2 separate regions of the Homo sapiens genome follow, and region 2 is linked to region 1. The links are chromatin loops, found by intact Hi-C in ENCODE. Cell type or tissue: natural killer cell. All regions are shown on one strand. Each heading gives the region's core, and the rest is flanking DNA. Links, peaks and the distances in the headings are about the cores only.

The links. A loop is a pair of places that touch in the nucleus more often than their neighbours do. Peaks named below come from ENCODE experiments on the same cell type or tissue, not always from the same donor. Only the 100,000 strongest peaks of a DNase experiment are listed, where the experiment ranks them.
Region 2: it touches region 1 in a loop (4-fold over the local background); 9 of 110 quality-filtered maps call a loop at or near these places.

What each region holds. Positions count from the first base shown.
Region 1 is chr2:24,402,387-24,417,867 of GRCh38, reverse strand. LOC105374329 (a long non-coding RNA gene) reads right to left here and starts at 13,840. Exons shown (of 3, transcript XR_001739340.3): 1 at 13,476-13,840; 2 at 12,992-13,106. RefSeq lists enhancers at 14,494-15,000, 15,001-15,481. In natural killer cell, for the core only: CTCF peaks have their summits at 7,569 and 7,768 (motif pointing left); a DNase peak (open chromatin) is centred at 7,737.
Region 2 is chr2:24,535,069-24,550,549 of GRCh38, reverse strand. The region is part of intron 1 of NCOA1 (nuclear receptor coactivator 1); the gene reads right to left. Among named protein-coding and RNA genes, the nearest start is that of NCOA1, 52 kb to the right of the region's middle. RefSeq lists a silencer at 1-143. In natural killer cell, for the core only: a CTCF peak has its summit at 7,123 (motif pointing right); a DNase peak (open chromatin) is centred at 7,119.

The DNA of each region.
Region 1 (15,481 bases), core at 3,901-11,900:
ATATAAATATATATTATAATATAATATATATTGTAATATAATATATATTTATAATATATATTGTAATATAATATATATATTTATAATATATATTGTAATATAAAATATATATTTATAATATATATTGTAATATAAAAATATATATTTATAATATAATATATATATTTATAATATATATTGTAATATAATATAAATTATAATATATAATATATAATAATATATATTATAATATAAATATATATATAATATAATATATATTATAATATATATAATATATAAATTATAATATAATATATATTATAATATATATTATATTATAATATATAATAATATAATATATATTATAATATAATATATTATAATATAAATATATATTATAATATAATATATATTATAATATATAAATATATAATATAATATATATTATAATATATAAATATATAATATAATATATATTATAATATATAAATATATATTATAATATATAAATATATATTATAATATATAAATATATATATATATATTTTTGAGATGGAGTTTCACTCTTATTGCCCAGGTTGGACTGAAATGGCATGATCTCAGCTCACTGCAACCTCTGCCTCCCGAGTTCAAGCGATTCTCCTGCCTCAGCCTCCTGAGTAGCTGGGATTACAGGCATGTGCCACCTTGCCCGGCTAATTTTGTATTTTTAGTAGAGACAGGGCTTCTGCATGTTGGTCAGGCTGGTCTCGAATTCCCGACCTCAGGTGATCCACCCACCTCGGCCTCCCAAAGTGCTGGGATTACAGGTTTGAGCCACCACCCCCGGCCCAAATAACATATTTTTTTACTTCTCCATGTCATGCACAGAAAAGATAATGTTTTTCTTTTTTTTTTTTTTTGAAATGGAGTCTCGTTCTGTCGCCAGGCTGGAGTGCAGTGGCAGTCTCGGCTCACTGCAACCCCCACCTCCTGGATTCAAGCAATTCTTCTGTCTCAGCCTCCCAAGTAGCTGGGATTACAGGCGTCTGCCACCACACCCAGCTAAGTTTTGTACTTTTAGTAGAGACAGGATTTCACCATGTTGGTCAGGCTGGTCTCGAACTCCTGACCTCAGGTGATCCTACCACCTCAGCCTCCCAAAGTGCTGGGATTACAGGTGTGAGCCACCATGCCTGGCCATAATGTTTTATTTTCTTAAGTCCCAACTCTTCTCCTTTACATTTTTAGATGTAGATATCACTGTTGAATATCACGTGTGCATTTTGAAGATAGATCACCCAAACTGTGATCTTATTATTTTAATGTGATGTAATAATCTTGCAAAGTTATGGCAGGAAGGAAGCACATAGAGATGACTTTTCAACTTTCCATGTGCCTGCAATGAACCAGGGGATATTTGGACATTTTAATCAGAGAGACCCAATTGGTTATATTACCTATAATAAACTTGTAATAATAACATTAACTTGTAATCCTCAAACGTTATCCAAAAACTACATTGTTGATGCACAGATTCATTCCTTTGTTTCAGAACAATAGTGTACACTTTTTTTTTTGCAAAGCATGACAACCTTCTAAGCCAAATCTCAGTTTTGAAGTGGAACTTTGCATATGCAGTGTTCTCCCAATGGTTGAAAGGTTTATGCATGAGTTGTGGAGGGAATACAATTCTTCTTGGATGTTTCTATGAACATCAAGTTTCCCAAATTTTTGCAATTTATATCACAGACAAGGGCAAATTTCCCAATTTATTGGGAGTCCTTACAAATGAAGACCAATCCACAATAGAAAAATAGGTCAAAAAAAAAAGTATGGAGAGTTTCCAGAAAAGGAAATATAAGCAGATTTTTTTTTTCGTTTTTCCGAGACGGAGTCTCACTCTGTCATCCAGGCTGGAGTGCAGTGGCATGATCTCAGCTCACTGCAACCTCTGCTTTCCGGGTTCAAGCAATCCTCCTGCCTCAGCCTCCCGAGTAGCTGGGATTACAGGCCTGCACCACCATGACCGGCTAGAGTGTATGTGTGTGTGTGTGTGTTTAGTACAGATGGGGTTTCACCATGTTGGCCAGGCTCCACTCCTGACCTTGTGATCCACCTGCCTTGGCCTCCCCAAAGTGCTGGGATTATAGGCATGAGCCACCACGCTCAGCCTTTTTTTTTTTTTTTGATGTGGATTTTCACTCTTGTTGTCCAGGCTGGAGTGCAATGGCATGATCTTGGCTCACTGCAACCTCTGCCTCCCGGGTTCAAGCAATTCTCCTGCCTCAGTCTCCCGAGTAGCTGGGATTACAGGCGTCTGCCACTGTGCCCGGCTAATTTTTTGTATTTTTAGTAGAGACAGGATTTCACCAGGTCGGCCAGGTTAGTCTTGAACTCCTGACCTCAGGTGATCTGCCTGCCTCGGCCTCCCAAAGTGCTGGGATTACAGGCGTGAGCCATCGCTCCCAGCCATAAACAGATTTTATACAAATGAAAAGATGCTCAGCTTTATCCTAAGAGAAATGAAATTGTAAATGATGCAATTCCACTTTTACCTGCAGATTGGTAAGATCAAAAAGTTTTATGACACATCTAAATCGGCAAGACTGCAGAAAAGCAGGTACTCATGCATTGCTGGTGGGAGTGTGAACTGACCGAAATTCTCAAGGGAGCAATTTGCAATGTCCATCAAAATTACAATAGAATATATACAGGCTGGGCTTGGTGGCTCAGCCTGTAATCCTAGCACTTTGGGAGGCCAAAGCAGGTAGATCACTTGAGGTCAGGGGTTCCAGACCACCCTGGTCAACATGGTGAAACCTCGTCTCTACTAAAAATACAAAAATTAGCCAGGCATGGTGGCGCATGCCTCTAATCCCAGCTACTCGGGAGGCTGAGGCAGGAGAATCACTTGAATCCAGGAGGCGGAGGTTGCAGTGAGCCAAGATCGCGCCACTGTGCTCCAGCCTGGGTGACAGAGGGAGACTCTGTCTCTAAAAAAAAAAAATTACAAGCTGAATATACATGTTTGTCAAAGCTTACAGAATTGTACAGTAAAAAATATTTTATTTTGTGTAAACTATATATTTTTTTAATGAAAAAACTAATATTAGTCTCTTCAAAATAAATTCTATATTGACTTTAAAGATAAGGAGAGGATGGCTGGGCGAGGTGGCTGCCACCTGTAATCCTAGCACTTTGGGAGGCTGAGGCGGGAGGATCACAAGGTCAGGAGTTCGAGAGCAGCCTGGCCAACAGAGTTAAACCCCGTCTCTACTAAAGATACAAAAAATAGCCAGGCATGGTGGTGCGTGCCTGTAGTCCCAACTACTTGGGAGGCTGAAGCAGGAGAATTGCTTGAACTCAGGAGGCGGAGGTTGTAGTGAGCTGAGATAGCACCACTGCACTCCAGCCTGGCAACAGAACGAGACTCTGTCTCAAAAAAAAAAAGATAACGAGAGGATGAAGTTGATCTATACTTACTGGTATGCAATAAACTCCAGACATATTAATTAAAAACTCAAGGTGCAGAATAGTATGTGTAGTATATACCTTTTAAGCAAAGGCAAATGATGACATATACTTATTCATATATATATGTTTGTATATGCATATATCTAGAAGTACACACACAAACAGTGGTTACCTCCAGGGAGGGAGCCTGGAAACCAAAGAGTAAGAGGACTTACTTTTTACTGTATGTGTGTGTATATATATATATATATATCTGTGTGTGTGTGTGTGTGTATATATATGTATATGTGTATATATATGTATATGTATATTATATATATATATATACACACACACACACACACACACACTTTTTTTTTTTTTTGAGGCAGTTTCGCTCTTGCTGCCCAGGCTGGAGTGCAATGGCGCGACCTTGGCTCACTGCAATCTCCGCCTCCCAGGTTCAAGCGATTCTCCTGCCTCAGCCTCCCAAGTAGCTGGGATTACAGGCATGCACCACCACCTCGGCTAATTTTGTACTTTTAGTAGAGACAAGGTTTCTCCATGTTGGTCAGGCTGGTCTTGAAATCCCGACCTCAGGTGATCCGCCCACCTCGGCCTCCCAAAGTGCTGAGATTACAGGCGTGAGCCACCGCGCCTGGCCTATATACATACACTTTTATTCTATTTGGATTTTCTTCCCATGGTAGGCATTATTTTTTCGAGTATAATAAAACCTAAGCCTAGCATAATTTCAGCACTTTGGGAGGCCAAGGCAGGTAGATCACCTGAAGTCAGGAGTTCAAGACCAGCCTGGCCAACATGGTGAAACCCTGTCTCTACTAAAAATACAAAATTAGCAGGGCATGATGGCGCACGCCTGTAATCCCAGCTACTTGGGAGTCTGAGGGAGGAGAATCGCTTGAGCCCGGTAGATGGTTGCAGTGAGCCGAGATCGGGCCATTGCATTCCAGCCTCGGCAACAAAGCAAGACTCCATCTTAAATAAAAAATAAAAAAAAAACTAAACTAAAAAAGTGTGTGTTGGGGAGGATATACAAACACATATACCCTTGGCCCAAAAACTTTACGTCTAGACATTTACTGCAAAAATATATTTACCCAAGTGCAGAATGACATATGTACAAGATTGTTTATTGTAGCATTGTTTTCAAGAGCCAAAGATACAAAGCAACTGAAATGTCCATCAACAGACATTAATGAAATCATGCTATTATGAAATTGTGGGATACTCAGACGCTACCAAAAAGAATGAAGAAGCTCTTTATGTACTACATGCAAGTACATCCAAGATATCTTCAGTGAAAAGAGCAAGGCTCAGAAGGTCCATACACCAGTGTTGAGGCAAAGGGGGAATATAATACATTGTTTGCTTAAATATGCATAAAGTCACTCTGGGAGGCTACATCAAAAGCATGAAATGGATTAGCTCTGGGGAAGAGAATTGGGCACCTGGGAAACAGGAGCGGGAAGGAAAGTTTTCACAAACATTTATTTGTACCCTTTGAGCTTTCAGCCATGCGAACAAATTTCCTATTAAAAATAAAACATGGCCAGGCATGGTGGCTCCCATCTGTAATCCTGGTACTTTGGAGACCAAAGTGGGAGGATTACTTGAGGCCAAGAGTTCAAGACCAGCCTGGGCAACATAGGAAGACCCTGCCTCTACAAAATCTAAAAAAAAAAAAAAAAATTAGGCCAGGCCCAGTGGCTCATGCCTATAATCCCAACACTGTGGGAGGCTGAGGCGGGCGATCATTTGAGGTCAGGAGTTCGAGACCAGCCTAACCAACATGATGAAAACTCATCTCTACTAAAAATACAAAAAAATTAGCTGGACGTGGTGGTGTATGCCTGTAATCCCAGCAACTCGGGAGGCTGAGACAGGAGAATCACTTGAACCCAGGAGGCGGAGGTTGCAGTGAGCCAAGATTGTGCCACTGCACTCCAGCCTGGGCGACAGAGCGAGAGACTCTGTCTCAAAAACAAAAACAAAAAAATTAGCTGACTGTATGGCACACACCTGCAGTCCCAGCTACTTGAGAGATTGAGGCAGGAGGATTGTTTGAGCATAGGAGTTAGAGCAATGAGCTACAATTGTGCTACTGCACTCCAGCCTGTGTGACAGAATGAGATCCTGTCTCTTGAATAAGTAAATAAATAAATAAAACAGACCACCAGGTTTCCCTGATGTAGTACCACTGTGATACAAGACACAGGTGTTCACTTACGATAATAATCTTTCTTTAGCATAATCAACGTACTATTTACCACCATAAAGAAGCAGAGTTTGACTTACAGTTTCAATTGTGCATGAAAATAAATGACCTGTTTAAGGGGATAAACAGATGTATAAACTGATTGGCCACCTGTGTTACAATGGCATCATCATGGCCAGTCACAAAAGATTTCTCACCCTTTGACAAGAATGTGGACCCCTGGGGTGGAGTGTGGCAAAGGTCACTGTGGAGAAGGCCAGAGGCACTGACTTAGGAACAAAGCCTTTCTGAAATGGACAATGTCTTCACAGTGTCCTCCAATTCCAGGCACAAATGGCCCTCAGCCAAGCCCAGAGATTGCAGTCACACAGCCAGGTCAATCTATCGTGCCCGTCTTAGTCCATTTTGTGCTGCTATAAGGGAATACCAGCGACTAGGCAACTTATAAAGAAAAGAAATTTATTCTTCACAGTTCTGAAGGCTAGGAAGTCCAATATCAAGGTGTCAGCATCTTGCAAGGGCCTTCTTGCTGAGTCATCCCATGACAGAAGGTGAGAGGGAAAGAGAAAGATGCTTAAACAAAGCAGCAAATTTACTTGATTATGTAACTGAAAAGTCTGGAAATAGGGCTTGCTGCTATCTTGGCTTAAAGGTTGAAATGTATCACGAGGGTCTGCTTCTCTCTCTCTCTCCCTCTCTCTCTCTCACCTCTGTTCTCAGACTGGCTCCCACTGAAGATGTCAAGATGGCTGCAGCAACTTTGGGCCTCACATTCCCTCAGGTAAAAATCTAGCAGGACAGAGAAAGAATCTTTCCCTCAGAAGTCCCCAGAAAAATGACTGATGAATGGAAGCCTCATTCATAGCCAATGAGAAGAAATGATACTTTTGCTGGAAATGCAAGCTTTGGATTGATTTAGATCAGAAGCTCTGTGCCTGAGCTAAGGGTGAAGCCCCGGCCAAAGCAGCCCCACTTGGGAGGCAGAGGCATGGATTGCCACAAAAGGGTGGCTGCCTGGTGGGCAGTAGAGAGAACAGCTGTCAGTAAACAGCTGTAGCCTAAGATAATTGGCGTGCAACAGATATCCAGTAGGAATGAGGATCTGCCAAGAACAAGAAGTACACTGAAAGAAAGAGGATAGAATATAGATGTTTATACCTATCACTTGACATTAGTGTTTCAAATTAAAGAAGTCAATATTTCTAAACTTGATATACAATTTCAAAAAGAAAGAATAATTAATGTTTCTGGACGATATGCAATTTCAAAAAGAAAGAATAATTGCTTTATTCTTTGAAATTAAAAAAACTTCATAAAATTAGCTGTAAAAAGAAAACTTTATCTTGGGAATTACTGCAGATATGATTACTCTCATCTAAAAGCATGAAGAAATAAAAGACAGTGATGGGAATCAGCTACTGACAGTTCTAGATGGAATGTCTAATTTGAAAATGATTTCTTCTTTTCCATGTAAGGCTCTTCCATAATATGTAAATTGGAGGTGATTCGTACAACTCACGTCGTGGTAAAATAATAGCTAGAGTAAGAAGTTTGGGTTAGAAGTAGAATTACTTTTAAAAATAGTTCTACTGTCAGTTTCTATACTCATCAAACTTTTAATGGCAAGACATTTAGTACAAGAATTCTTCTAAATCACTGCAGAGAATTAATAATTACCACAAGAAGAAAAACAGTTTCTGAAGAGGTGACGTCCTGCCCTTAGACAAAGGGTCTGGTGGATTTAGCATATAATCTCTCCTGAGTGTCTCTGGCAGGCACTATTGGCAGCCTACTCAATGGCTATACTTCACTTCTTTCTCACCTAAAAAAATCAAGTACATAAATAAAAGCCCTATTCTGACCAGGCAACCATGTGCCCAGCTTTAGGTTCTAAGTAAATCGTGGTTCTCTAACTTTTCTTTTGTCAGTCTAGCGATGGACATGTAATTAAATTCTGACAGAAGAAGTCTCCTGGGGGGCCCAGTTTAAATTCTTGCTTAGGGGGACTTGAGAAAGCCCTTTTGCTCCAGCCTCCTTCCTGCCTTCTTAAATGTGGCCCTCTGAGGATATAATGTTTAGAGCAGCTGCTCCATCTTGTGGTCAGAAGAGGAAAGCCATGGAAACCTCAAATTTGTGCCTAACACATCTACTCCAGGGATTCCAGACGTTTTGCTAAGTGGCATATTATGGGTCACATGGGTTGAGCCACTTTGAATTGGATATTCTGTTGATTTCAACCAAAGTCATTCCTACATGATATAGCTCCTCCTCAAATTTCCGATCTGTGGTTGCCATACTAAATACCACATATTGGCTGGGCGTGGTGGCTCACGCTGTAATCCCAGCACTTTGGGAGGCTGAAACAGGCGGATCACTTGAGGTCAGGAGCTCGAGACCAGCCTGGCCAACATGGTGAAACCCCATCTCTACGAAAAATACAAAAATAGCTGAGGCAAGAGCATCACCTGAACCCGGGAGATGGAGGTTGCCGTGAGCCGAGATTGTGCCACTGCACTCCAGCCTGGGCGACAGAGTTTCAAAAGACAGAGTATATAAAAATACCACATACTAATTTTGGAGGTTATATATTTGCCTTGCAAAGGCTAAAATAAAGGACCAACTTTCAAAAAACCATCCTTAAAGAACAACTATTTCTTAAACTATCCTATTCGTTTAAATTTGGGCTAGCGGTTTTTTTTTAAACAAAAATATCAAGCCAGATTCTTTTAATCATTTCCTTCAGAAAGCCGTTAAATAAATGTATTAGTAAGATAACATCCTCGCACAGCTGACACCTGTCCTCCTGCTTCAACTATGACAATCTGTGAAATCTGAGGAGGAAAGTGTTGAGCTCATGATAAAGAAGAGCTTTCACTGGAAGCCATGCAAAGACACAACAGGCTGCTCCTGAGGGCAGAGGGAGGCCTCACCATGAGAGGCATCTAGGCATGAACAGCCCGAAAGGACTTTGTGAAGGAAGCTTAAATAACACATAAAATCCAACCAGGTCATCTTTAAGCTTCTCCTCAACTCTGAAGTTCAAGGATTGCATGTTCTTGTATCTCAATTCTTCAAACTGGAAAACAAACATCTTTTGTGCTTAATTCTGCAACTCTGTTTTTTAGGGGTTTTTTTTTGGTTTCTTTTGTTTGTTTTTTTGGGGGGGAGGGGGACTGAATCTCGCTCTGTCACCCAGGCTGGAGTGCTGTGGCGCGATCTTGGCTCACTGCAACCTCTGCCTCCTAGGTTCCAGCGATTCTCCTGTCTCAGCCTCATGAGTGGCTGGGATTACAGGCGTGCCCCACCACACCCAGCTAATTTTTGTTTGTTTGTTTAGTAGAGACGGAGTTTCACCATATCGGCCAGGCTAGTCTTGAACTCCTGACCTCAAGTGATCTGCCTGCCTCGGGCTCCCAAAGTGCTGGGATTACAGGCATGAGCCACTGTGCCCAGCCTGCAAAACTGTTTTTAATGCCATCTACTCTCCTTGAACATTTGATATATACACATTTTTTTTGCCTTCTAACTCAGGGGTACCTAACCCCCAGGCCATGGACCAGTAAGTGGCATATTATGGATCATATGGGTTGAGCCACTTTTAGTTGGATATTCTGTTGCTTTCAACCAAAGTCATTCCTACATGATGTAGCTCCTCCTCAAATTTCTGATCTGTGGTTGCCATATGAAATACCACATGCTAACTTTGGAGGCTATATATTTGCCTGACAAAGCCTAAAACAAAGGACCAACTTTCAAAAATCCAACCTTGAAGATGGATTTGCCATCTCTGCCTCCTGTCAGATCAGTGGTGGCATTAGATTCTCATAGGAGCACAAACCCTTATTGTGATCTGCACAAGCAAGGGATCTAGGTTGCGCTCCTTATGGGAATCTAACGCCTGACGATCTGAGGTGTAACAGTTTCATCCGGAAACTACCCCCACCCTCCCATCCCCATTCCGTGGAAAAACTGTCTTCCACAAACTGGACTCAGGTGCCAAAAAGGTTCCGGACCGGCCGGGCGTGGTGGCTCATGCCTGTAATCCCAGCACTTTGGGAGGCCGAGGCGGGCGGATCGCGAGGTCAGAAAATTGAGACGATCCTGGCTAACATGGTGAAACCCTGTCTCTACTAAAAATACAAAAAAATTAGCTGGGTGTGGTGGCAGATGCCTGTAGCCCCAGCTACTCAGGAGGCTGAGGCAGGAGAATGGCGTGAACCCAGGAGGCGGAGCTTGCAGTCAGCCCGAGCCGAGACAGTGCCACTGCACTCCAGCCTGGGCAACACAGCGAGACTCCGTCTCAAAAAAAAAAAAAAAAAAAAAAAAAAAAAGTTCAGGACTGCTGTTCTAATTGCCTACTCCCCATCTTTAATATCATGTAACCCAAATTCTATACCCCACCTTTGTACTAAAAGCATTCTTACTTTACCAATGACTTTGAAGATTCAAGCCAACTCAACACATTTTTCATCATCTTTATCCTCCTTGAACTCTCTGCTACATCTAAGCCTGTTTTCCAACTTCTGCTTGAAACTCTCTCCTTCCTTCAGTGACATTCTAGACACTTGAGTTTGTGTTTTGTTTTGATTGTTTTTCTTAGTCTTTATCAAGATACAACCGAAGCTGGATGCAGTGGCTTATGCCTGTAATCCCAGCACTTTGGGGGGGCTGAAGTAGGAAGATCCCTGGAGCCCAAGAGTTTGAGACTAGCCTAGGCAACACAGCGAGACTCCATCTCTACAAGTTTGTTTGTTTTTTTTTAAGTAGCTGGGCCTGGTGGTGCACACCTATGGTCCCAGCTTCCTGGGAGGCTGAGGTGGGAGCATCGCTTGAGCCCATGAGGTCGAGGCAGCATGTGAGCCATGATCACACCACTGCACTCTAGCCTGGGCTACAGAGTGAGACCCGTCTCAAAAACAAAAAATTAATTAAATTAAAATAAAAGGTATAACTGAATCATCTGGGGAACATTTAAAAATTACACACATCTGGCTGGGCATGGTGGCTCATGCCTGTAATCCTAGCACTTTGGGAGGCTGAGGTGGGAGGATCACCTGAGGTCAGGAGTCCGAGACCAGCCTGACCAACATGGTAAAACCCCATCACTATTAAAAATACAAAAACTGGCCAGGCACAGTGGCCTGTAACCCCAACACTTTGGGAGGCCGAGGCGGGTGGATCACGAGGTCAGGAGTTTGAGACCAGCCTGACCAACATGCTGAAACCCCGTCTCTACTAAAAACAAAAAAAATTAGCTGGGCATGGTGGTGTGCGCCTGTAATCCCAGCTGCTCAGAAGGCTGAGGCAGGAGAATCTCCTGAACCCGGGAGGCGGAGGATGTAGTGAGCAGAGATCAAGCCACTGCACTCCAGCCTGGGCGACAGAGCAAGACTCTGTCTCAAAAACAAACAAAACAAAACAAAAATTACACACATCTAAGTTCCAATCCAAGAATTCTGATTCAGTGCATCAAGTGTGGGGTGCCTTTGGCCAAACACTATGTTTTCAGGGTATACATTTCTCCTAATCCCTTCTTCCATCAATTCTGCTTTGTTAACAGGGAAAAAGTCGGTCATGGCTATTGGTTAGGCTGCCAAGATCTGTTCAATATTATACGGTTAAATTTGGATTTTTAAACTAATGAGGAAAAAATACTTGTGTTATTAAAGAGTGACCAGAGGAACTTTCTTCTCAAGTAGGAAAAAAAAATCCACTAACTATAAAGAAAATGATAAATTAAGCCACATTAAAATTAATAACTTTGGCTTGGCCCGGTGGCTCACGCCTGTAATCTCAGCCCTTTGGGAGGCCTAGGCAGGCAGATCACGAGGTTAGGAAATGGACACCATCCTGGCTAACACGGTGAGACCCCGTCTCTACTAAAAATACAAAATAAAATTAGCCAGGCATGGTGGCACTTGCCTGTAATCCCAGCTACTTGGGAGGCTGAGGTAGGAAAATTGCTTGAACCCGGGAGGTGGAGGTTGCAGTGAGCCAAGATCGCATCACTGCACTCCAGCCTGGGCGACAGAGCAAGACTCCATCTCAAAAAAAAATTAATTAATTAAATTAATAACTTCTGTCCATCACAAAACACCATGAAGAAGGTAGAAAGGTAAGCCATGGAATGGAAAATTATAGTTATATCAAATATTCTTGAGAAAGAACTTTAAAGAACTCTTACAAATTAATTTTAATTATTTGTATTTATTTATTTATTTTTGAGACAGGGTCTCACTCTATCGCCCAGGCTGGAGTGCAGTGGCTTGGTCTCAGCTCACTAACCTCCGCCTCCTGGGTTCAAGCAATTCTCCCACCTCAGCCTCCCAAGTAGCTGGAATCACAGGCATATGCCACCACACAGGCTGGGCGCGGTGGCTCACACCTGTAATCCTACCACTTTGGGAGGCCAAGGCAGGCAGATCATTTGAGGTCAGGAGTTTGAGACCAGCCTGGCCAAAATGGCGAAACCCCATCTCTGCTAAAAATACAAAAATTAGGCCCGGCGTGGTGACTCACATCTCTAATCCCAGCATTTTGGGAGGCCAAGGGGGGTGGATCACAAGGTCAGTTCAAGACCAGCCTGGCCAAGATGGTGAAACCCCGTCTCTAGTAAAAATACAAAAAATTAGCTGGCCATGGTGGCGGGGGCCTGTAATCCCAGCTACTCAGGAGGCTGAAGCAGAGAATTGCTTGAACCCAGGAGGCGGAGGTTGCAGTGAGCCGAGATTGCACCACTGCACTCCAGCCTGGGCGACAGACCGAGACTCTATCTCAAAAACAAACAAACGACAATTAGCCAGGTGTGGTGTCATGCACCTGTAGTCCCAGCTACTCGGGAGGCTGAGGCAGGAGAATCGCTTGAACCCAGGAGGTGGAGATTACAGTGAGCTGAGATGGTACCACTGCACTCCAGCCTGGGTGACAGAGCAAGACTCTGTCTCAAGAAAAAGAAAAAATTATGATTCTGCTGGGTATGGTGACATGTACCTATAGTACCAGCTATTCAGGAGGCTGAACAGGAGAATCACTTGAATCCAGGAGTTTGAGTCCAGCCTGGGCAACATAGTGAGACTCTGTCTCTAAACAAATAAATAAATAATTCCCTTGCCATCAACATTTTTAAACAAGAGATGTCTTCCCTGTGTGAATATTAAACTTTTAAATTAGTATGAATGTTAGATATTATAAACTATGTTTTACGTAAGTGGGGGAAGTTTAAAAAGCGGCTACTGTTAAGAGAGGGCATTGTTAATGCATTAACCAGGAATAGACTACGTTATGTTACAATAACAATCCCCCAATTGTATTGCTTTAACCTATTTATTTTCCACTCACACAAAGTTGGCTGCAGGTACTGTGGTCCTTCCAGACAGCTCCCTTCCAAGCATGAGTCACATCCAGGCCAGTTCGTTCCCTCTTCTGGTTATGCCATCTCCACATTTGGCCTCGGCTGTCATTGCGGCAAGAAAAGAGAGAGGAATCAAGAATGATAAAGTGCTCTTCTCTTTGTGCTTTGTCCCAGAAGTGACACATGTCATTTCCACTCACGGCTCATTTGTCAAAACGAGTCGCATAGGCCCTCCTAACTGCAAGGGAGCTGGGGAGTCTTGGGAGCACATGGATATTCAATGACTAATAAATTACAATAAATTATATCCCTCCAGCTGTAATTGAACTTACAATGAACTCCTCGAAGTTTTTCAACTAAAAGTTATTTCCAAAACAATATAAAACCATGGTGTGATCGCCAGTATTTGAAGAAGCAGACCCTCTGCTCTCTCCCCGCTACAGCAGTTAATTTTTTAAGAAGTTCTGATACCTTCAAAACATAAAACACAGCATGGGACTTTTCTTCAACAGCTTCCTTACATTTAAAAGGAAAGAATTGGATTTAATGATTTCTAACGTCACTGAAGAGCCCTTTAAATTACTGTTCAACTACCAAAAACAGTCGTTTTTTAAGTAGAGCCATTTTTTTCAGGATTCTGGGTTTTTAAACCCAAACTGTATTTATGCACTAGAAGTTCCAGTCTCTTGAAAAAAACATTTTATAAGTAAGTTGCAGATGTGGGCAAATTTTATGCATCTGCTTTATATCACATAGAATTTCTCAAACTCCTGGCCTCAAATGATCCTCTTGCTTCAGCCTTCCAAAGAATTCCAGGTGTGTCCGGAATTGGTGGGTTCTTGGTCTCACTGACTTCAAGAATGAATCCGCGGACCCTCACGGTTGAGTGTTACAGTTCTTAAAGATAGTGTGTCTGGAATTTGTTCCTTCCGATGTTTGAACATGTCCAGAGTTTTTTCCTTCTGGCAGGCTCCTGGTCTCACTAGCTTCAGGAGTGAAACTGCAGACCTCCGCAGTGAGTGTTACAGCTCTTTAAAGCACCACGGACCCAACTACTTAGCAGCAGCAAAATTTATTGCAAAGAGCAAAGGAACAAAACCTCCACAAAAGACAAGGTAACCCAACTAGGTTGCCTTGCCGGTTCCAGCAGCCTGCTTTTATTCCCTTATTTGGCTGCACCCACATCCTGTTGATTGGTCCATTTTACAGAGAGCTGATTGGCCCATTTTACAGAGAGCTGATTGGTCCGTTTTGACAGAGTACTGATTGGTCTGTTTATAATCCCTGAGCTAGACACAGAGTGCTGATTGGTGCATTTACAATCCTCTAGCTAGACATAAAAGTTCTCCAAGACCCCCACCTCACTCAGGAGCCCAGCTGGCTTCCCCTAGTGGATCTCTCATCAGGGCCACCGGTGGAGCTGCCTGCCAGTCCTGCCACCTGCGCACACTCCTCAGCCCCCTGGGTGGTGGATGGCACCAAACGCTGTGGAGCAGGGGGTGGTGCCCCCCGGGAAAGCTCGGGCCGCGCGGGAGCCCACGGTGGCGTGTGGGGGGGTGGTGAAGGGAGGCCTGGGGGCGGTGGTGGAGGGAGGCCTGGGGGGTGGTGGAGTGGTGGAGGGGGGGTGAGGGGGCTGGGGGGAGGGCGGGCGGGGGGAGGCGAGACGGGGGGGGGGCGAGCGCGGGGGGCGGGGGGCGAGGCGCGGGGGAAAGGCGGGCGGGGGGCGAGGCGCGGGCAGAGCGGACTACGGATTCTGAGCCCTGCCCTGCGGGGAGGCGGCTGAGGCCTGGCGAGAATTCAAGTGGGATGCGGGCAGGCCGGCAGTGCTGGGGGACCTGGCTCACCCTCCGCAGCTGCTGGCTCGGGTGCTAAGCCCCTCACTCCCCGGCGCTGGCGGCCCTGGCCGGCGGCTCAGAGTGCGGAGTCCGCTGAGCCCATGCCCACCGGGAACTCATGCTGGCCTGCGAGCGCGCACACAGCCGCCGTTCTCGCCCGCGCCTCTCCCTCCGCACCTCCCCGCAAGCAGAGGGAGCCCGCTCCGGCCTCGACCAGCCCAGAGAAGGGTCCCCACAGTGCAGCGGCAGGCTGAAGGGCTCCTCAAGCGCAGCCAGAGTGGACACCAAGGCCAAGGAGGCACTGAGAGCGAGCAAGGGCTGCTAGTACATTGTCACCTCTCACAGGCATGGGCCACCACGCCCAGCCCCATCACACAATATTTCTATCCCAGGATGTTTATTTTGTAGGCAACATAAGTTAAAGAATGGAAGCACTGTTCCTTCGGTACAAGGTCAGGGTGTGAGCTCAGTTTATTTACAAATTAACGTGTGCTTACATCATTAAAGCTTTGCTCTAAACCTGTAACTTAGTGTGAGTTCTAGAGAATTTTGGTAAATTTGTTAGTAATGTTTTCTGTGTTCTGTTTATTGGCAAGAGATTGAGGGATAAGTGGTAATAATCTCTAACCTTGTGGTTGCAAA
Region 2 (15,481 bases), core at 4,053-12,052, 130 kb before region 1:
TTTTCCCATACTGTTCTCATGGTAGTGAATAAATCTCTCGAGATCTGATGGTTTCATAAGGGGGAGTTTCCCAGCACTAGCTCTCTCTCAACCTGCTGCCATCCATGTAAGATGTGACTCACTCCTCCTCCCCTTCTGCCATAATTGTGAGGTCTCCCCAGCCACGTGGAAATGTAAGTCCATTAAACCTCTTTCTTTTGTAAATTGCCCTGTCTTGGGTATGTCTTTATCAGCAGCATGAAAATAGACTAATATGGTAAGTTGGTTCTGGGAGTCGGGGGTGCTGCTGAAAAGATACCTAAAAATATGGAAGCAGCTTTGGAACTGGGTAACAGGCAGAGGCTGGAATGGTTTGAAGTGCTCAGAAGAAGAGAGGAAAATGTGGGAAAGTTTCAAACTTTGTAGAGACTTGTTGTATGGCTTTGACCAAAATGCTGATAATGATAAGGACAATGAAATCCAGGCTGAGGTGGTCTCAAATGGAGAGGAGGAAGTTGTTTGCTATAACTTGTTTTAGCAAAAAGATTGGTGGCATGTTGCCCCTGCCCTGGAGGTTTGTGGAAATTTGAACTTCAGAGAGATGATTTAGGGTATCTGGCGGATGAAATTTCTAAGCAATAAAACATTCAAGAGGTGACTTGGGTGCTGTTAAAGGCATTCAATTTTAAAAAGGAAATAGAGGCTGGGTGCGGTGGCTCATGCCTGTAATCCCAGCACTCTGGGAGGCCGAGGTGGGTGGATCACAAGGTCAGGAGATCGAGACCATCCTGGTTAACACGGTGAAACCCTGTCTCTACTAAAAATACAAAAACAAAATTAGCTGGGCGCAGTGGTGGGCACCTGTAGTCCCAGCTACTCAGCAGGCTGAGGCAGGAGAATGGCGTAAACGCGGGAGGTGGAGCTTGCAGTGAGCCCAGATTGCGCCACTGCACTCCAGCCTGGGTGACAGAGTGAGACTCTGTCTTAAAAGAAAAGGGAAATAGAGCATAAAAATATGGAAAAATTGCAGCCTGACAATGTGATAGAGAAGAAAATCCTATTTTCTGAGGAGAATTCAAACTGGCTGCAAAAATCTGCACAAGTAATGAAGAGCCGAATGTTAATCACCAAGACATGGGGAAAATGTCTCCAGAGCATGTCAGAGACCTTTGTGGCAGCCCCTCCCATCACAAGCCCAGATGTTTAGGAGGAAAAAATGGTTTTGCGGGCCAGGCCCAGGGTCCCTCTGCTATATGCAGTCTAGGGACTTAGTGCCCTGTGTGCCAGCCACTCCAGCCATGACTAAAAGGGGCCAAGGTACAACTCAGGCTGTTGTTTCAGAGGGTGCAAGCCCCAAGCCTTAGCAGCTTACACATGGTGTTGAGCCTGTGAGTGCACAGAAGTCAAGAACTGGGGTTTGGGAACCTCTGCCTAGATTTCAGAAGATGTATGGAAACACCTGGATGCCCAAAGAGAAGTTTGTTGCAGGGGCGGGGCTCTCATAGAGAACCTCTGTTAGGGCAGTGCAGAAGGGAAATGTGGGGGTCAGAGCCCCCACACACAGTCCCTACTGGGGCACCATCTAGTGATGCTGTGAGAAGAGGGCCACCATCCTCCAGACCGCAGAATGGTAGATCCACCAACAGCTTGCACCATGCACCTGGAAAAGTTGCAGGCACTCAACGCCAGCCCATGAAAGCAGCCATGAGGAAGGCTGTACCCTGCAAAGCCACAGGGGCAGAGCTGCCCAAAACCTTGGGAACCCACCCCTCGCAACAGCTTGTCCTGGATGTGAGACATGGAGTCAAAGGAGATCATTTTGAAGCTTTAAGATTTGACTGCCCTGCTGGATTTTGGACTTGGTTGGGACCTGTAGCCCCTTTGTTTTGGCCAATTTCTCCCATTTGGAATGGCTGTATTTACCCAATGCCTGTACCCCCAAGTATCTAACTTGCTTTTGATTTTACAGGCTCATAGGCGGAAGGGACTTGCCTTGTCTTGGATGAGACTTTGGACTGTGGACTTTTGAGTTAATGCTGAAATGAGCTAAGACTTGGGGGACTGTTGGGAAGGCATAATTGGTTTTGAAATGTGAGGATGCAAGATTTGGAGGGGCCAGGGATGGAATGATATGGTTTGACTGTGTCCCCACCCAAATCTCATCTTGAATTCCCACGTTGTGGGAAAGACCTGGTAGGAGGTAATTGAATCACAGGAGCAGGTCTTTTCCCATGCTGTTCTCGTGGTAGTGAATAAATCTCACAACATCTGATGCTTTTGTAAGGGGGAGTTTTCCTGCACATGCCCTCTTTCTTTGCCTTCTGCCATCCATGTAAGACGTGACTTGCTCCTCCCCTTCCACCATGATTGTGAGGCTTCCCCAGTCATGTCGAACTGTAGGTCCATTAAACCTCTCTCTTTTGTAAATTGCCCAGACTTAGGTGTGTCTTTATCAGCAGTAAGAAAACAGAGTAATACAATACTATACAGTTTCATATCTTTTTTTAACATAGTGTATCTTAGCACTCATTTCATAGCATTCCTTATAGAATTCCCTCATCCTTTTTTTTTTTTTTTTTTTTGAGACAGAGTCTCACTCTGTTGCCCAGGCTGGAGTTCAGTGGTGCGATCTCGGCTCACTGCAAGCTCCGTCTCCCAGGTTCACGCCATTCTCCTGCCTCAGTCTCCCGAGTAGCTGAGACTACGGGTGCCCGCCACCAGGCTTGGCTAATTTTTTTGTATTTTTAGTAGAGACAGGGTTTCACCACGTTAGTCAGCATGGTCTTGATCTCCTGAGCTCATGATCCGCCCACCTCGGCCTCCTAAAGTGTTGGGATTACAGGCATGAGCCATTGCACCTGGCTCCCTCATCCTTTTTTTTAACAATCTCATGATATATGAATACATCACAATTTAATCAGCCCCTCACTGATTATGCATTTGCAATATTTTGCCATACAATGCTGTATCTCTGTACTCATGAAGCAGAATTACTGAGTCAAAGAGTATCTGCATTTTAAATTATGATAGTCTTTGCTAAACTGTGCTCTACATAGTTTATCAGGGTTTAAAAAAATATGGACACGTCAGTAAGCCCTCCAGTTCAGGGAAAACTAAGATGAAAGAGTAAATTCTCATAATATAGCTGCAATTACTAAGCAAAGATGTTTTGGAAGATTTGCAACTAAATAAACCAAGATACTTATTAAATTTATAGTGAATGACAAGACGAATATATAGTGAATGACACAAAAAAGAGGTTTATCCAGGCCTCCCATTATCCCAAAATCTCTTCTATTAAATTAAGGTCAATAATTTTAATTTGAGATTTATAACCTAATTTCTAAGAGGACTTAAATTATTACATGTTAAAATACAAGATAAAGAGGATTAATCATAAAATCATGTAAATAAATTAAAAGATTAGATACTGTAATAGATGGTATAGCCACAAACTAATCTTCCAAACTTGGCCGCCATTGATTATTTCCTTTCCAATGTGCACATGTCATTCCACCTATCAAGAGATGAGGCTTTATTTCCCAGTCCCTTGAATCCTGGCTGGCCTTGTGACTTGCTCTGACCAGCAGGAAGAATGTGGTCAAAGTGACATTCTGAAACTGCAGGAACCCAGAAGACTGGTAGCTTCCCCTTACTCCCTCTTCTTGGAAGTCAGAAGCCATGTGAGAAATCCAACTACTCTGACACCACAATGCTGAGGAGATGCCATGTGGAGGCATACAAAAGTGTCAGACATGTGAAGAAAGCCTGAGACTGTCCAGCCCACACCAGTTACCAGCTGAGTAAGTGATCCCAACCGATGCCACACAGAGCAGAAGAATCCCCTATCTGAGCCCTGCTCAAACTCCTGATCCCCAGAATTGTAAAAATTATAAATCACTGCTGTAGACAATTGAAAAAGATACTATCAAGCTCGTGATATCAGCAAATTACAAACACCAAGTGTCAAATTTGGGTCCATGTTTTCCAGGTTATAAGTTTTCATTTTTCAGTAAGAAGAAAAAGAAAACATGTAATTTTTCTATCTTAATTAGATGCACTTGTACAAAGAACAATGAACCTAGGACTATAGTTTCAAATATAATTTTAGAAAATTTTAGAAAATGCACATCATTCAAATGATGTTTCTTACAGATTGATTCTATACAGACAAATAACATATTAAATCAGAACTCAGCACAGGCATTTTCATGTCAGAGGAGACTAAGATGATGTGGTCTTGATACTTTTGTTCTCTAAAGACTTAATACAAGAAACTACATGAATGCATAATTAAGATATTCATTAGTCTGTCTTGTATCTGATGTGGATTTTTTGCATTAAGTGAGCTTTTTTTTTTTTTTAAGAGATGGGATCTTGCTCCGTAGCCCAGGCTAGAGTACAGCAGTACAATCATAGCTTCAGTGAACTTTTGATAGACACTAAATAGCTGTCAGTTTGTGATTAAATCCAATAAAAACAGGCTGGGTGTGGTGGCTCATGCCTGTAATCACAGCACTTTGGGAGGCCAAAGCAGGTGGATCACCTGAGGTCAGGAGTTCAAGACCAGCCTGGCCAACATGGTGAAACCCCATCTCTACTAAAATACAAAAATTAGATGAGTGTAGTGGCATGCACTTGTAATCCCACCTACTCAGAAGGCTGAGGCAGGATTGCTTGAACCTGGGAGGCAGAGGTTGCAGTGAGCCGAGATCGTGCCACTGCACTCCAACCTGGGCAAGAGAGCGAGACTCCGACTCAAAAAAATAAGTAAATAAATCTAATAAAAACACAGAATAAATATTCTATAAGGCTGGTTAAATTTAGAGCCACATACGTAAAGAGTACAAGTATCTACCTCTCCCCACAAACTGTTCCCTCTGAGATCACCAACATTCTTTAATGCTATATCCTATGTAAATACCTTGGTCCTTGACTTATCTGATCTCAAACAGAATCTATACAAATAACCATTCCTCTCAGTCACCAAGTGCAGCCCATACTCAAGGGGGTGGTAGGAGGTGGGGGGTTAAGTTCCACTTCCTTGAGGAGGGGAGTGTCTGCACAAATTATTTGGAATTCTGTACAAGATAAATAAGTGGGGACAGTTATTTATTTAACCATTTATTTTAATCAGTGTGGACTTAGGGATATTTATTTTATGCTTTGGGTCATAATCCAATAATGCAATATTATTTATTTTATTGCTCAAATTGTTCCAGCTTCAGTCACTGGGTGCTCTTTCAGTTGGCTCCTGTATCCCTTTACCAACCCCCTGTCCTTTTGCATTTTGCATATTTTCTTATTTTCTGGCACTCTACAATGTTCCAGGCTCATCTTGCAAATTCCCTGCCCCGGCCCAAGAATCAGCCATTTTCCAGGGAGCCTTAGTTCTTTCTATTGGAGAGTGGTATTAGAAACCAAGATCTGATGCTGGGTGTGCTCATGCTACTGGGTTGTCACTGCTCCTAGGCCCTCTCAGCAGACAGAGCTAGTAAATAAATGTATGTATACTAGGCTATGTATACATACATATCTGTATTTATTTCTGAATCTGTATCAATATTAAGGTAAATGTGTGTTCAATGCTTATGTTTCAAACTCTAATTCAGTACCACATGGTTCATTCTAGCCTTCTTCCTGCCTGTGGTTACCTCACTCTCCAAAAATGAGAAAACTAGTTCCCATGATTCACCATTCATTTACTTATTTTTTTAATCCCAATATACATGTGCAATGTTTTTTGAATTGTTAGCTCACACTCTACTGAATTTCTGTCCTACCTTTTTCTTTTGAAAGTCTTATTAACAGAATCTTCTTTTATTTTTTCTTGAGACAGGGTCTCATTCTGTCACCCAGGGAGGAGTGCAGCAGCACAATCATGGCTCACTGTGGCCTCAACTTCCTGAGCTCAGGTGCTCCTCCCACCCCAGCTGCCCTAGCTGGGACTACAGTGCATACTGCCATGCCCAGCAAATTTTTTGTATTTTTTGTAGAAATGAGGTTTTGCTATGTTGCCCAGGCTGGTCTCAAACTCCTGAACTCAAGCAATCCACCACCTTGGCCTTCCAAAGTGCTGGGGTTACAGGCATGAGCCACCGCACCCAGCCAGAATCCTCATTTTAGAAGCACGTGTTCCTAAGATCCTTGACCTGGATCACCTCTTCCATCTCCGCACATTTTACTTGAGTTATCTTTCATATCCACAACTTTACTTTCCAAATGCTGATACTTTCCAAATCAGTATCTCCAACCCAAATCTCTCTCCTAAACTTCAAACCCACTTATCCAACTACCAGTTGGATCTCAAGTTAGGTGTCTCATAGGCATCTCAAACTGAACTCAACCATCCTTCCCTAATCTTCTCCTCCAGGGTTTATCTACTGAATGACACCATCATCATCATCTACCTATCTGCATAAGCCAGAAATTTAAGACTAGGTTGGTCCTCTTCTCTCTACTCTCCCTAGTAACTAACCACCAAAGCCTAAATCTTTCTCAAATACATCTCCATCCTTATGATCCTCCTACTGTAGCCAATCTAACATTACCTCCCACCTAGAAAAATTTCTTGTTAGAACAAATGAATACACAAGACAGCTTCTTAATTGATCTCCCTACCTTTAATTTTACCTGGCTCTAATCCATTCACACTACAATCTGAGTAATTTTTCTAAAAAACAAACCAGATCATATCACTTTTCATTATTAAAATATTTCAATAGATTCCCATTCCTCTCAGGATAAAGCCCAACTGCCCTAACATTGCTTTCAGGGCTGTGTGATATAATACCTAGTGACCTCTTTCCTGTCATCCTTCTCTCACTTTATGCCCTCTGCAATCAACTAATCTGAAATCTTCTCAATTTCTCTCTCCTGTCTTCTTGTCTCAATTCAGATGTTCCTTCTTTAGAAAGCCATCTCTGCCTTCCCTGTTCATCTAGGTTAAGTGCTCCTGTTCTACGCTCACATTCAATTATGTGGTCCATCCACTGTAGCAACCATCACACTACATTGTAGTATCTGTTTATTTTGTATCCCTTGCTAGACTAGAAACTCAATCTGAGCAAAAAAATCACATTATCTCTGCTACGATTTGATTTGTCCCCTCCAAAACTCATCTTAAAACTTGATCCCCTAGGTGGCAGTGTTGGGAGGCAGGGCCTGGTGGAAGGTGTTTGGGTCATGGGGGCAGATCCCTCACAAATAGATTTAATTCTCTTCTGTGGGAGTGAGTTTTCTCAGGACTGGATTAGTTACTGCAAGAGTAGATTGTTATAAAAGCAGGTTGTTATAAAAGGAAGTTTGGCTTCCTAGAATTCTCTTGCTTCCACTCTCACGATGTGATCTCTTTGTACATGCCCACTCCCTTTTCTGCTTTTCCACTGTGTTTTGACCCAGCACCTGGTCCTCACCATAAGCCCCTAGATGGAGCACTAAGCTCCTGAACTTCCCAGCCTGCAGAATCATGAGCCCAGTAAACTTTTATGAATTACCAGTCTCAGGTATATTCTGTTATAGCAATACAAAACAGAATAAGACAACCCTGTTTGTCATTGTATCCTCAGAGACTAGCTCTCTGCCCAGCACAACAAATGCTTAAATACTTTTGAGTTTCCATTTTTGTTATTTCTGTGGCTTAGACTTAGTGACGATTTTACAAGTAATCAAAATAAAATCCCCTTGTAAGGTACAAAGTTTAATATTAATCTGTTAAATCAAGTTTACTAATTATATTATTCTAAAGAGTATTCTCTTGGATATATTCTTCAGAAAAAGTAAAAAGTTAGTATAATTTCTGAAACCTTGTCTGTCTGGAAATCTCTCTTTAGCCTTTGTATGTCAATGACAGTGTAGCAAGGTATAAAATTGAGGTTACATCATCTTCTCCTCTTACGAACTTGCAGAGAGACCAACATCACCTACAACAGTAGTTCCCAAACTCCAAGCCCAAAACCAATGCTATTTGGCGATAAAGTTTTCACTAGTCCTCAGTACAATCAAAAACAGTGACAGTATTATTTAACCTAAAGCAAAAATTATTGTTATATTTTATATCCTTGTTTAGCCAAAAAAAAGTGTATAATTTATGCCAGTCATCCAAATTTTCTACTAGAATCGTATAGTCTATTAATTCAAAGATCTTAAATTCTCTGATCCAGCATTTTTCATTAAATAGAAGACTGGATTCCAACCTGATTGTCTTCCCTTTGAAAATCATTTGGTTCCCCCCTTTGAATATTTGTAGAATTTTCCCTCTTATCCTTGAACATCAGAAATGTGACTAGCACATTCACTAATCAGGTTAGTTCTTTTAAAAGTTAAAGTCTTCAATTTAGCTACATTTTCAACACTTTCTGTATTGTTTGACTACTTATGCATCATCTCTGTTCTTTTAGAACACCCAATTTATATATACCAAATTTCTTGCATCTATCTACTCTATTACCTTCTTGGTCATGATCTCCATGTCTATCTTCCCATAACTCTGGAACATCAATTGAACTAGTCTTTTAACTCACTAGTATTATTTCCTGGAGTATCCAATCTACTTTTCATTATTATTAATTTTAGTTCAATATTAATGATTTTGTTTTCCAAAATCTTTTTCCTGTTCTCAGAGTGCCTTCTTGTTCATAATAATCCCCTCTTAAATCTCACTGCACTGAGTCTATGAATTTAAATTTTTAAAGTCTGATGCAGTGTCATAACTATTTCACAGGCAGCCATCTGCTATGAAAACTCAAATTATATCTTCTTTAGAACTTCTGAGTCTTATTCCTATGAATTTTCTGTTGGCTCACACTACAAGAGGGATGGCCATGTTCTTCCAGAATCTGAAGCTGAGAAAGGCTCTCTCAAGGATTATTTAGATCAGTGTTAAAATCTTTTTCAGATAATTTCCCCTTTATGTCAAAAAATCTTTTTCAGATAATTTCCCCTTTATGTCAACTTTGGAAATCAAAAACCAACTGGGGCCACAACCTCTCCTAGCCTCCATAGTAGCCTTAATCCAGCCAATGCACTGGCTCTGTGTGTCAGTTAGGATTAGGTTCCATTGCACATGACAAATACCAGTAGTCTGTATAAAAGAGAGTTTTATTTTTCTCTCACATAACAGATCTGGAGGAAGGTAGTTCAGCTGTTCCTGTTTTGGTCATCTCTTAGTTATCAAATCACTACTCAGTCCTTTCTTATCCTTTGGTAATCTGGCACTGCTGACCACTCCATTACTTCTCTGGTTTCCATGACATGATTCTTGGTTCACCTCTCACTCTTTCAACCATTCTTCTCTCCCTTGCCTGCAGGCTCCCCTTCTTCAACGTAGCTCTCAAACAGTAGTGGTCATTTTGTCTCACAGTATATTCATTCTTCCTGAGCAACTTCACCCATGAACTGCCATTATCAACTACCATTATCACTTATACATGACTTCCCAATTGTCCTCAACCCCAGACATTTGAGTTCCAAATCCATATATCCACTAGCCTAACAGACTATAACACTTTTTCGTGTGGTTGTCTCACAAGCATCTCAATCTCAGCATGCCCAAGTGAGATAGTAGTATCTTTCACTCTCATCCCCAAAATGCTTTTACTGTTGCATTTGCTACCATGGTTTCTGGCAATACCATCTCTCCACTCAACCAATCAAGAAACCTAAGAATAGTCTAGAATCCCCCTTCTGTCTCATTCCCACACATATGTCTTCTTAATTCTACATATTTAACATCTCTTTTGTTTGTCTCCTTATGCTGCTATCTAAGTTCAGGATCTCATTATATCACTGGATCATCAAAAAGGGCCAGTTCTGGCCAGGTGCGGTGGCTCACACCTGTAATCCCAGCACTTCGGGAGGCTGAGGCAGGCGGATCACTTGAGGTCAGGAGTTCGAGACCAGCCTGGCCAACATGGTGAAACCTCGTCTCTACTAAAAATATAAAAATTAGCCAGGTGTGGTGGCACGCGCCTGTAATCCCAGCTACTGGGGAGGCTGAGGCAGGAGAATCACTTGAACCTGGGAGGCAGAGGTTGCAGTGAGCCAAGATCGCACCACTGCACTCCAGCCTGGGTGACAAAAGCGAAACTCCGTCTCAAAAAAAAAAAAAAAGCCAGTTCTCCCAGCTATCAATCATGCACAGTTCTAATCCATCCATCTTGGCACCAAAAAGACTGTTCCATTTCAACAACTATATTTTTCATTCCCCAGATCTCTAATTGACTCTTTTAAATAAATGCCTACTCTTGTTTTATAGCCACTTGTTTTTGTTAAGGATATAATAAATTCCCTATCTGTCTAAAAGTATTAGGTACACATTTTAGAACTCTGTTCTAGTAACTTTTTATTTGATCCTAAGTTCTTTTTTGTTGATTCTTTTTTATAGTGTTGGCTTTCCTGAAACATTTAAGAGATTCTTATCTTTGTACTTGGGATTCTGTTACACTCTGTAGGCTTTTGGTACAGCTCACTCAGGAGCAGTACTTATCTCATATTGCTTTCAGTGGGAGAGAAGGAGAAGCAGAACACGTCACAGACAGGGTTCTCAGTCCTTCGTCTTCTAGACATGAATATAGCCAGTTACCCCCAACTGCTTCCTACTCTCATAGACTCAGGGCTCCTACATGCAGTTCTCACATGGAAACAGATCCTTTACTTTGCTCAAGTTGGTGTTAGAATACATAGATGTTGAAGCTGCTTGGTTGCTCATGTTGCAGTAATGCTAATGAATTACCCTATTGATTATTCTGGGACCCTTCCTAGCCTCTTACCTATGGTATGAGTGTTACCCACAGGACCTCCTATTTATGTTCAGAAATTCTTCACAGTTTTTGATTTATGGAGAGTTCCTCTTCTTGTGTCTATACATGGCCACATTCAAATTTTTCTATTACTTCTATAGGTTTGGTGAAGGAATACAAAAAGGTAGTGAAGGTTCAGTCTGCCTTTGTGAAACTGGCCAGAATAAGTATTCTGAAATGCAAATCACATCATGAATCTGTCCCTTGCCCAGCTTAAAACTCTTCATGGCTTCTGATTTCCTATAGACAGACTCTAAATGCCTTAGTATATGCAAAGCCCTCTATGATCTAATTGATGACTTCCTACACCTGCTCTTTCCCCACGCAATATCCCTCATGAAGCAGCCACACCTAAGTATTCAGTAATTATGGGAGGCCATACACAACATGCTTTTTCAGGCCTTCATATCTTTGCATTCATCATTCCTTTTGTCTCTAATGCTTCCTTCCCCAACCCTGACTCTTTTTATTATAGTATTCTAGGCATTGTACAAAACCCACTTTCAGAGGCCAGGCATGGTGGCCCATGCCTGTAATCCCAGCACTTTGGGAGGCCAAAATGGGAGAATCACTTGAGGCCAGGAGTTCAAGACCAGCTTCATCAATTTTGTGAGACCCCCATCTCTTAAATGGGGGGGAAAAAACTCACCTTCAAATGGGTAAGAAGGAATGCATATTAAGTTATTAATAGTGGTTGTTTTCTTGATTTTTGCTTATCTGTACTTCCTAACTTTTACACGTTAAGAACATACAGTATTTTATTAGGGGGACAGGTCTTTGAATTTTAACGCTCTGCTTAGAGGTCCTGTCCTCTGTAAACTCTTACTTGACTAGTCAAAAGAAGATTCACTTCCTCTTTGTATCACTACGCTGTCATGTTACATCCCTTTTTAACTACACTATATCACATTTTTTTTCTTCCCCTACTAGACTGTAATCTCCTTGAGGACAGAGTCTGTTTTCTTCATCTTTCTCTCCCCAGAACCTAAAAGAATCTGAAGTCTCGTACATGACAAATAAATGCTGGATAAACATCAATGAAATCAGAGCAACTGGGAAGGGGCAGTTTTAAGCTCATATGAACTGGTCTTGGAAAGTCACTTAACTTTTCCTTCAAGAAAAAATAGAATAAAAGTATATACAGACATTTAGAGGTGGTGAGGAAGTCTACGCAGTCATAGACTTTTTAAGCTGGAAAAGATTTTAAGAGAACATCGCATCCAAGCTCTCAAGTTACAGATTAAAGAATTACATCCCAAACAAGTAATTGACCTGCTCAAACTCAGAGCTTCTGGCAGAATATGGATTTGCATCCAGATCTTCTGATTCCCGTTACAAAAGTTCATTCAATTTCAATGACTTACTCTATTGCTTTTCCAGTCTTTCGAGGTTTTGGAAAGGATAATACCATCTTAATAGTTAAAAATTACTCGAAAATAAAAGTTCTCCTAACATGCACTATTGCCTCAATTTTAGTCTATGAGCATTCTGCCAAGACTTGCTTTTGAATATGACTGTTCTTTGAGGCAGCTACTAGTGCCCAAACCAGGGATGGAAAGGTAAAAAGTATTCATTTCAGGCCATAAACCTGCTTTTATATCAAGTGACCAAATAACATACACATATATAACACTTGCTATTTTAATAGATATAGTCTGTAATTTCATCAGATACACTAAAAACAAACATTTAAAAAGCTATCTCTTAAGAAAAATAAAATAAAAAGTCATTTCTTAACACTGAAGCAAGATAAATTTCTTAACTTCCATAAGTGTGGGATTACCAGGAAGGAAAAGTATTTGTCAGTTTGTTTTTGCTATGGATTGTCCCCTTCTTAGACACAAAAAGTTAGCAGATACAGAATTGCAATCAAAACAGAATTTCCACTATGTTAGTTTTCTTTTTTTAACAAGTTTTATTGTATATATTTGAGATTTACAGCATAACATTATGAGATATATATAGATAGATAGAAACATGATTGCTACAGTGAAGCAGATAATAACTTATTACCTCACATACTTTTTGTGACAAAAGCATCTAAAATCTACTTATTTAACAAAAACCCCTAACATAATACAACTTTATTAACTTTGATCTTTGCGTTGTTCATCAGATATCTAAACTTGTTCATCCTATACATCAGCTATTTTGTATCCTTTGACCTACATATCCCCATTTCCTCACCTTTCTCCCCAACATCCCACCTGTGGTAACCAGTTTCATTCTCTATCTCTGTGCATTTTATATATATACAGAGAGAGAGAGAGAGACACACACACACACACATACATATATTATATATATATACACACACAAATATATTATGTATATATACACACACACACATATATATATAATCTCCCACATATAAGTGAGATCATACAATATTTTTCCATGTCTGACTTACTTCACTTAGCATAATGTCTTCCAGGTCCATCCGTTGTGGCAAATGGCAGGATCTTCTTTTTCAAGGCTTATATAATTTTCGTGTTTGTGTGTCTGTGTGTGTGTGTGTGTGTGTGTGTGTGTATGTATCACAGTTACCTTATTGATTTGTCCATAAGTGGACACCTAGGTTGTTTCTGTATCTTGACTATTGTGACTAATGCTACAATGAACATGGGAGTCCAGATATCTTTTTTTTTCCAGTAGCTTTTGGGGTACAGGTGGTTTGGGGTTACATGGACGAATTGTATAGTAGTGAAGTCTGAGATTTCAGTGCACTCATCACCTAAGTAGCATACGTTATACCCAATATGTAGTTTTTTTTACCCTTTGCCCCCTCTCCCAACCTCCCCTTTCTGAGTCTCTACAGTCCATTATATCTCTCTGTATGCCTCTGTGTACCCATAGCTTAGCTCCTACTTATAAGTGAGAACATGTGGTATTTGGTTTTCCATGCTTCAGTTACTTCACTCAGAAAATGGCCTCCAGCAAGTATCAGGCAGTAGTATTTGCTGTTCTGCAGTATCTGCTGTTCTGCAGCCTCCACTGGTGAGACCCACACAAACAGGGTCTGGAGTGGACCTCCAGCAAACTCCAACAGACCTGCAGCTGAGGGACCTGAGTGTTAGAAGGAAAACTAACAAACAGAAAGGAATAGCATCAACATCAACAAAAAGGACATCCACACCGAAACCCCATCTGTAAGTCATCAACATTAAAGACCAAAGGTAGATAAAACCACAAAGATGGGGAGAAACCAGAGCAGAAAAGCTGGTTTCTAAAAACCAGAGCGACTCTTCTTCTCCAAAGAATTGCAGCTTCTTGCCAGGAACGGAACAGAGCTGGATGGAGAATGACTTTGATGAGATGACAGAAGTAGGCTTCAGAAAGTCAGTAATAACAAACTTCTCCGAGCTAAAGGAGCATGTTCTAACCCATTGCAAGGAAGCTAAAAACCTTGAAAAAAGGTTAGGCGAATGGCTAACTAGAATAAACAGTGTAGAGAAGACCTTAAATTACCTGATGGAGCTGAAAACCACGGCACGAGAACTTTGTGACGCATGCAGAAGCTTCAATAACCGATTCAATCAAGTGGAAAAAAGGATATCAGTGATTGAAGATCAAATTAATGAAATAAAGCGAGAAGACAAGGTTACAGAAAAAAGAGTAAAAATAAACAAACAGAGCCTCCAAGAAATATGGGACTATGTGAGAAGACCAAATCTATGTTTGATTGGTATACCTGAAAGTGATGCGGACAATGGAACCAAGTTGGAAAATGCTCTTTAGAATATTATCCAGGAGAATGTCCCCAACCTAGCAAGGCAGGCCAACATTCAAATTCGGAAGTACACAGAACACCATAAAGATACTCCTCGAGAAGAGCAACCCCAAAGACACATAATTGTTGGATTCACCAAGGTTGAAATGAAGGAAAAAGTGTTAAGGGCAGTCAAAGAGAAAGGTCGGGCTACCCACAAAGGGAAGCCCATCAGACTAACAGCGGATCTCTTGTCAGAAACCTTACAAGCCAGTAGAGCACGGGGGCTAATATTCAACATTCTTAAAGAAAAGAATTTTCAACCCAGAATTTCATATCCAGCCAAACTAAGCTTCATAAGTGAAGGAAAAATAAAATTCTTTCCAGACAAGCAAATGCTGAGAGATTCTGTCACCACCAGGCCTGCCTTACAAGAGCTCCTGAAGGAAGCACTAAACATGGAAAGGAACAACCAGTACCAGCCACTGCAAAAACATGCCAAATTATAAAGACCAGCAATGCTATGAAGAAACTGCATGAATTAACGGGCAAAATAACCAGCTAACATCATAATGACAGGATCAAATTCACACATAATAATATTAACCTTAAATGCAAATGGGCTAAATGCCCCAATTAAAAGACACAGACTGGCAAACTGGATAAAGAGTCAGGACCCATCAGTGTGCTGTATTCAGGAGACCCACTCACGTGCAGAGACACACATAGGCTCAAAATAAAGGGATGGAGGAAGATCTACCAAGCAAATGGAAAGCAAAAAAAAAGCAGGGGTTGCAATCCTAGTCTCTGATAAAACAGACTTTAAACCAACAAAGATCAAAAGAGACAAAGAAGGCCATTACATAATGGTAAAGGGATCAATTCAACAAGAAAAGCTAACTATCCTAAATATATATGCACCCAATACAGGAGCACCCAGATACATAAAGCAAGTCCTCAGAGACCCACAAAGAGACTTAGACTCCCACATAAT